Linked DNA regions of Homo sapiens: regions 2 and 3 are each linked to region 1. The links are chromatin loops, found by intact Hi-C in ENCODE. Cell type or tissue: CD4-positive, alpha-beta T cell. All regions are shown on one strand.

Evidence for each region. A loop is a pair of places that touch in the nucleus more often than their neighbours do. Peaks named below come from ENCODE experiments on the same cell type or tissue, not always from the same donor. Only the 100,000 strongest peaks of a DNase experiment are listed, where the experiment ranks them.
Region 2: a loop joins it to region 1, with 1.9 times the contacts of the local background. A loop is called at or near these places in 9 of 110 quality-filtered maps.
Region 3: a loop joins it to region 1, with 2.0 times the contacts of the local background. A loop is called at or near these places in 2 of 110 quality-filtered maps.

Annotation. Positions count from the first base shown.
Region 1 is chr3:43,388,381-43,390,880 of GRCh38, forward strand. The region is part of intron 12 of ANO10 (anoctamin 10); the gene reads right to left. Among named protein-coding and RNA genes, the nearest start is that of SNRK-AS1, 38 kb to the left of the region's middle. In CD4-positive, alpha-beta T cell, no CTCF peak of the experiment used is centred here; a DNase peak (open chromatin) is centred at 1,491; H3K4me3 peaks cover 802 bases; H3K27ac peaks cover 2,107 bases.
Region 2 is chr3:43,341,863-43,344,362 of GRCh38, forward strand. It overlaps SNRK (SNF related kinase), which reads left to right. Exons shown (of 7, transcript NM_017719.5): 6 at 1,482-1,616. Among named protein-coding and RNA genes, the nearest start is that of SNRK-AS1, 8.8 kb to the right of the region's middle. In CD4-positive, alpha-beta T cell, no CTCF peak of the experiment used is centred here; a DNase peak (open chromatin) is centred at 1,509.
Region 3 is chr3:43,012,486-43,014,985 of GRCh38, forward strand. The region is part of intron 1 of GASK1A (golgi associated kinase 1A); the gene reads left to right. Among named protein-coding and RNA genes, the nearest start is that of GASK1A, 34 kb to the left of the region's middle. In CD4-positive, alpha-beta T cell, no CTCF peak of the experiment used is centred here; DNase peaks (open chromatin) are centred at 390 and 1,426; H3K27ac peaks cover 2,304 bases.

The DNA.
Region 1 (2,500 bases):
GGCTATGAAGAGCGGCGCTCCCAGGGTGACAGGCTGTGGCCCTGGGAGATGGCATGTGTGAATGCATGCCCTTATCCCTGTGTTCCTGACCACATTCCGAAGGCTCTTTTGTTTTCTTACCAAGATAATGGAAATATAACTGCAGCTAGTTTCTTACTCTCTATGCAATATCATAGGCTCACACTTTGATCACCTAATGGATATTAAAAAGTTCTGATTTTTCCTAGGCTCTGAGAAAACTAAGAAAAACTTTAAGTACATGGGTGAACTTGGAAGATGTTTTTGGTTCTTTAGGTAAGACCAATATTACCAAACTTAGATATGTTACTGAAAAAAACTAATGTTTCTGAATTCACAAAGAGGATAAAGGCTAGAACCTAAAATGTTATGGTTCATTCTACACAGCACATTCAGAAGAGTATGCAAAATACTAAGAGAAGTAGTAAAACACATTTCACAAAATCACTATGGAAAGAAGCTAGTCCCAAATACTATCTTCATGCCAATTCCTCACTGCTTCTAAGTCTAAAGTTGCAGCTGTACTATATACTGAGAGCAGCAATGGCTTCTTTCTCTGTTCCCATCACACAAACCTTTTCAGAAACTGGAAAGTTCTATAAAGATGGCATCTAGCCCATGTTACTGGTACTCTTTGGAAGGGAGATCACAGTCACAGATTAGGTTAAACTGTTAGCTAGCATGATCCTGCTTAAACCATATGGCTGCAGACAAATGAACAAAAGTTGTGAAATCTAGAGTGTTAGAACTCTACCTCCTTGCTTTGCTTTTCAGAAACATGAGCTGATCCACCCAACAGGTGTTGAAGTAAATATGCCTTCAAATATTTAGTCCTTCATCTAACATTACTAGTGCTTTCTTATATGAAGCCAAGAACAGCAGAGAGCACAAGAGATAAGCTGTTTGCTAACAGGAAATCCCTTGGTAAAAGTTATAAAATATAGATGATTTTATCCTGCTACCCTGAAAGACCTCCAAGTCATTTTGTTAAAAGGACATGAAATAAATGTTTTAGGAGCTCATGGTCAGCTTTCAGTGGGTGATTCTGTGTTACCTAGCAAAGCCCACAGCTGATTCACAGTTAACTTGGATGGATCTAGGAGAAGAAAGCAAACCAATATTTCCGTAAGTCATTTCAGAGAAGTCAAACAAACAAGCTTGCACCAAATAAATAACCATGCAACTGTATTGGGTTGTGTTTATTTTATTGCCCTTTGAACCAAGCATTCCAGATAAGTATGTAGCAAAGCACATGGATAAATGCTCTTACTTATGTAAACCTGATTAAAAGGGCATGAAAACCAATGGAAAGGAAGATAAAGACATCCACAATGACTTAACAAAATAAGCTCAAGGATAAAAACTACCATTCTTATTTTCAAAAAGGAACTGGTATCAGTATCAAGACTTCCTCAGTGCCCTCGGAAAAGCCAGTCACTCCTATGCGTGTTCCGGGCTGGGAGGAAGTGATGGCTGACCACAGAGGAAAGCACGTACTAGACGGAAATGGAACAAAACAAAACAAAACAAAACAGCGGGTTGAGTCAGAGCCTAAAGGCCTTGACTCAATGAGAGGACAACTCTTTCCAAACAAAACCTTCATCAGGTACAAATGTGCATCACCAACAGTCATACGCAAGAAAGGAACTCTGCCAACAGTTTTTAAAGTCCTGGCATCCAGGGAAAGTTCTTCATTCTTAGGGAAGTAGGGTCTCACACGAACCCCACCTATGGTATTTAAAATGTGCTGAGGAATGTGCAGTCCCTGGGAGAGTGTGGGAGACACCCAAACTTCCAGCCACCAAACTGACACACCTGGACTGGACGTTGAGCCCACCACCTCTGGGTCTCCTCTCCCACTTCTCTACAGCTCCCTCCCCTCCTCCTTCCCCACTGCCCTTCTGGCTGGGAACCTTAGTGCAGAGCCACTGCACAGGCTGTGCAGGCAGCTCTGGGAAAATCACAGATGCCTCTCTTGGCTCTCACTCCCAACCTCTGTGCCCAGTACACTGAACAGTAGCAGGTTTTTTGTTTCAGGGTCCTCCCATTTGAGAGTTCTGTGGCTTTGCACAAACCCATGCATTCCTATCACTCTTTGAAGGCACAGTTCATGTGCCACATCTTCTATGAAGCCTCCTTAGCCCGCCACAGGTGCTCCATTCTGTGGTCCCACTGGGCTGCACCCCATGAGCAGAGGACCCAGTGTGGGAGCTGACATGGCCCTGTTTGTTGGTCTCCCCATATCTGAGATGTGGCACAAAATTGGGGGTGAGCCAGAAGACTTATGGGGAGGACTTATGTACAGTAACCACAAACAGATCTTTGAGGGGTCTCTTCTGCCCTTGGCTTCAAAATTAGACTCAAAAGTGCAACTAGCAATTTCAGATGCTCTATGAAGACAACTTTATGAGTAGAATGAGTGTATTCTCACGCAGTGTGTTCCTAACCTTGCTGATCAGTAATCAGAACGGATCTAAGGATA
Region 2 (2,500 bases), 47 kb before region 1:
TTTATAAAAATAAACCCAGGTTCTTAATTTTGGTTTAAGCACAATTTTCTATAAGTTTCCAAATGTATTATGGTTCTTTACAGTATTGACTCACAGCTACTTAAATGACCTAAACATGTGGTGGAGACGGGACACTTGCTGTTTCTGCTACAGACACTGACTTTTGGAATGTGTAGAAAATGATTTTTCACTTTTGAGTGGGTAAAAGGCTGTTTGTATCTCTCTGAATTGGCCTTACGTTCTTAGCTTAAATAAATACATATATACATGTAGTAGTGTCATCTAGAACTACTTAATATAAATTCAATTATAAATCCAAAAGGTAGTGCAATTTAAATGGTTCAGGTGACTCCAGTTTGCCAGTTTGTTGGTTTCCCGATAGCTGGGTGAGCGTCTTGCTGTCCTCTCAGCTAGCCTCACTCCGTGCTTGCTGCTCACATCATGAGAAGCTGCTTGTTCTGAGGGTGACTCCTGAGTTCCAACACACACCTTTCTCTCACAATACATTTCCAAACCCAAGCCAACTCCTGTATTTAGTACTTGGCTGAAGAAACTAATAAGTCATTCTACCCTTGAATTTCACCTTGGATACTTCCTTTGTAATCTCATGCCTCAGCCTGCCCTGCCCCCATTAGTTGTGACCCCAGTGTACATTTTGAAAAATGGTGTCTCTTGCTTCTTTCCTAAGTGTTCATTGTGTGAGTATTTTCAGTAACTACAGAAAGTTTCTGAAAACGTAGTTACGTATTTCCTGGCCTTGTGGAATCCGCCAAAGCCAAAGCACACTCCTAGTATGTATGTCCTGTGACAGGTCAGCTACAAGAGAGTGGGCAGGGCTGTGGGCCTTGGTGGGCCTTGTGTCCCAGCACCGTGTCTAGCCAGACTAGGTACTCGGTGAACATTACTTTTTAAACGGATCAATGACTACATTGATTTTATTCAAAGCAATTGATGGTGACATGCTTTCAATTTCTTTAATAATTCTGTAGTGCCTAAATTGCCAGTAAATGCAGAGGGAGTATGAAAATAAAAACATTTGCTAAGTTTTCTGACTGATATTAGTACTTCAGTGCACATTCATGTAACACAGACTTCGTCTTCATGTACTTCTAGTGGAAGCAAGTAAACCACCTGAACAAATACAAACACTGTACACACAAATTCAAATTTTGAATAATGCGTGCACTTATCTTATGTGTCTAAAACTGACGTCTAACTCAGCTGCTGTTGGCATTTTGGATTTTTCTCTCATTTACGAAAAATCTTCATAAAAATATGAACATTTTTATGCAGTTGTTTTTAGAACTTTGAGTGACCTAAATAACTACTAGTTTGGTTTTTTTCTGGTTTGCATTTTTTGCATAATTTTAAAGATTCCAGCCATTGAATTTAACTTGCTTGTACTTTTAAAAATCAATTCTGCTTCTTGTAAAAAAACCTCCTGATATGGCTGACGTTTGCTCTCACCTTGTTTTCCTCAGAGCCCTGGAAACCAACAGGTATAACCATATCACAGCCACATACTTCCTGCTGGCTGAAAGGATCCTGAGAGAAAAGCAAGAGAAAGAAATACAGACCAGATCTGCAAGCCCGAGCAATATCAAGGCCCAGTTTAGGTGAGAAAAAAATCTTCACTGATTTTAGTAAGTTTAACGTTTTGAAATAGCGAACTTTTTTTTTTTTTTTTAATGCTTCCTAACTCTTTGGGGCAAGAGAGTACAAACAGTGATGACGGCCTCATTGGAGAGGCCACACACGGGCTCTTCAGGTGTACATGAGGGTCTGGGTTCCCTCGTCACCAGGGATGCCGTCCCCTTCTGGGCTCAGTGGGGACCGGGGCTGTGTCTGTTGGCATGGTCAGGAAAACATGTTTGGAGAAGCAGCCTCAAGCCAGAGTGTCTTGCTAGTTATTTTCATTAAATTCTTCCAAATCCAACATGTATTAATCTGTTATTTTCTTTAGTTTTTCATTCTAGGAACAAGGCTGAATTTTCCCTCAGTTATTTGAAGTAATTTTTAAAACTAAATAGAGTATTGCTATGCCACAGTGTTCTCTCAGGATTTCCGGGATTGGATAGTCAACATTAGCTAGTTGATTTCTTAGCTGCTTGACCTTGGGAGGTTGCTTAACCTCTCTATGACTTAGCTACCCGATCTGTAAAACAAAAGTAACAATGCTATTTACCTCATGGGGTTGTGGAGAGGAATGATGAATTAATATATGTAAAGCACTTAGAACCAGGGCTTTGTGTGTTTGCCATCACTGCTGGGAATATTTTACCACCATTGTCTTCAATAAAGTCATGAACGTGCTGCTCCCCAAGCCTTTTCTAACCCCCTCTCTCCTCCTCCTCCTCTCCCCCAGCCTTCCCACTTTGCTTTTCTGCCAGAGTAACTTTCCACTTAAAATCAAAGCATGGAAAGGGCTTACTTTTTTCATTATCATCATGAAATTTATTTCGAGTTTATGCACTCAGATAAAGTAACCCATGGAACTGTA
Region 3 (2,500 bases), 380 kb before region 1:
AAAGGGGCTGTGTGAAGTCACAGGAAGGGAAGTGGAAAGTCACATGAAGGGGCTATGTGAAGTCACAGGGAAGGGCAGTGTGGAGCCACAGGCAGTGTGAGGCCACAGGAAGGAGCTGTGTGAAGTCACAGGAAGGGAAGTGGAAAGTCACATGAAGGGGATATGTGAAGTCACAGGGAAGGGCAGTGTGGAGCCACAGGCAGTGTGAGGCCACAGGAAGGAGCTGTGTGAAGTCACAGGAAGGGAAGTGGAAAGTCACATGAAGGGGCTATGTGAAGTCACAGGGAAGGGCAGTGTGGAGCCACAGGCAGTGTGAGGCCACAGGAAGGAGCTGTGTGTAGCCACAGGAAGGGGCAGTGTGAAGTCACAGGAAGGGGCAATGGGGTCACAGGAAGGGGCTATGTGAAGTCAGAGAAAGGGGGGTTGTGTGAGGCCACAGGAAGAAGCAGTGTGAAGCCACAGGAAGGGGCTGTGTGAATCACAGGAAGAGGCAGTGTGAAGTTACAGAAGGGGCTTTGTGAAGCCACAGGAAGGGGCATGGGAAATCACGGGAATGAGCTGTGGGAAGTCACAGGGAGGGGCAGAGGGAAGTCACAGGAAGGGGCAGTGGAAAGTCACAAGAAGGAGTGTGTGAAGCCACTGAAAGGGGCAGTGTGAAGTCACAGGAAGGGGCAGTATGAGGTCACAGGAAGGGGCTGTGTGAAGTCACTGGAAGGGGCAGTGAGAAGTCACAGGGAGTGGCTGTGGGAAGTCACAGGAAGAGGCAATGTGAAGCCACAGGAATGGGCAGTGTGAAATCGCAGGTAGAGGCTCTGTGAATCCACAGGAAGGGGCAGTGAGAAGTCACAGAGGCAGTGTGAAGTCAAAGGAAGGGGCCGTGTGAAACCACAGCAAGGGGTGCTGTGAAGTCACAGGAAGGGGCAGTGTGAGGCCACAGGAATGGGCAGTAGGAAGTTACAAGAAGGTGCAGTGGGAAGTAACAGCAAGGGGCTGTGTCAAGTCACAGGAAGGGGCTGTGTGAAGCCACAGGAAGAGGCAGTGGGTAGTCACAGGAACAGGCATTGTGAAGCCACAGGGAGGGGTATTGTGAAGCCAAAGAAGTGGCAGTGTGAAGCAACAGGAAGGGACAGTGGGAAGTCACAGAAAGGGGCAGTGTGAGGCCACCAGAATGTGCAGTGGGAAGTTACAGGAAGGTGCTGTGTGAAGTCACAGGAAGGGGCTGTGGGAAGTCACAGGACAGGGTAGTGTGATATCACAGGAAGGAACTGGGTAAAGCCACTGGATGGGGCTACGTGAAGTCACAGGAAGTGGCTGTATGAACTCACACAAAGGGGCTAGGTGAGGTCAGAGGAAGTGGCAGTGTGAGTTCACAGGCAGGGGCTTTGTGAAACCACAGGAAGGGGCAGTGGGAAGTCACAAGAAGTGGCTGTTGGAAGTCACAGGAAGAGGCAGTGTGAAGTCACAGGAAGGGTAATGTGAAGCCACAGGAAGGGGCTGTGTGAAGCCACAGAATGGGGCTTTGAAAAGCGGCAGGAAGGGGTAGTGTGAAGTCACAGGAAGAGGTGGTGTGATGCCACAGGAAGGGACTGTGTGAAGCCACAGGAAGGGGCAGTAGGAAGTCACAGGAAGGGGCTGTGTGAAGCCACAGGAAGGGGGAGTGTTAAACCACAGGAAGGCACAGTGTGAAGTCACAGGAAGGGGCTGTGTGAAGTCACAGGTAGGGACAGGGGGTAGTCACAGGAAGGTGCTGTGTGAAGCCACAGGCAGGGTCAGTGAGAAGTCACGGGAAGAAGGAGTGTGAAGTCATGGGAAGGGGCTGTCTGAAGTCACAGGAAGAGGCAGTGGGATGTCAAAGGAAGGGATGGTGTGAAGTCAGAGGAAGAAGCTGTGTGAAGTCACAGGAAAGGCCAGTGTGAAGCCACAAGAAGGGGCAGTCTGAAGCCACAGAAGGGGCAGTGTGACGTCACAGGAAGAGGCAGTGTGAAGCCACAGGGAGGGTAGTGTGAAGCCAAAAGGAGGGGCATTGTGCAGCCACAGGAAGGGGCATTGGGAAGTCACAGGAAGTGGCTGTGGGAAGTTGCAGGAAGGGGCTGCAGGGAGTCACAGGAAGTGGCTTTGTGAAGTCGCAGTATGGGACAGTGGGAAGTCAGAATGAGTGGCTATGGGAAGTCACAAGAAGTGGCCATGTGAAGTCACAGGAAGAGACAGTATGAAGTCATAGGAAGGCGTGGTATGAAGTCACAGGCAGGGTTCTGTGTGAAGCCACAGGAAAGGGCACTTTGATATCACAGGAATGGGCAATGTGAAGTCACTGGAAGCGGTGGTGTGAAGCTACAGGAAAGGCCAATGGGAAGTCATAGGAAGGGGCTGTGTGAAGCCAAAGGAAGAGGCACTGTGAAATCACAGGAAGAGGCTGTTTTACGCCCTGGGAATGGGCAGTGTGAAGCTACTGGAAGGGGCTTGTGTGGTCACAGGAAGTGGGAATTTGAGGTCACAGGAA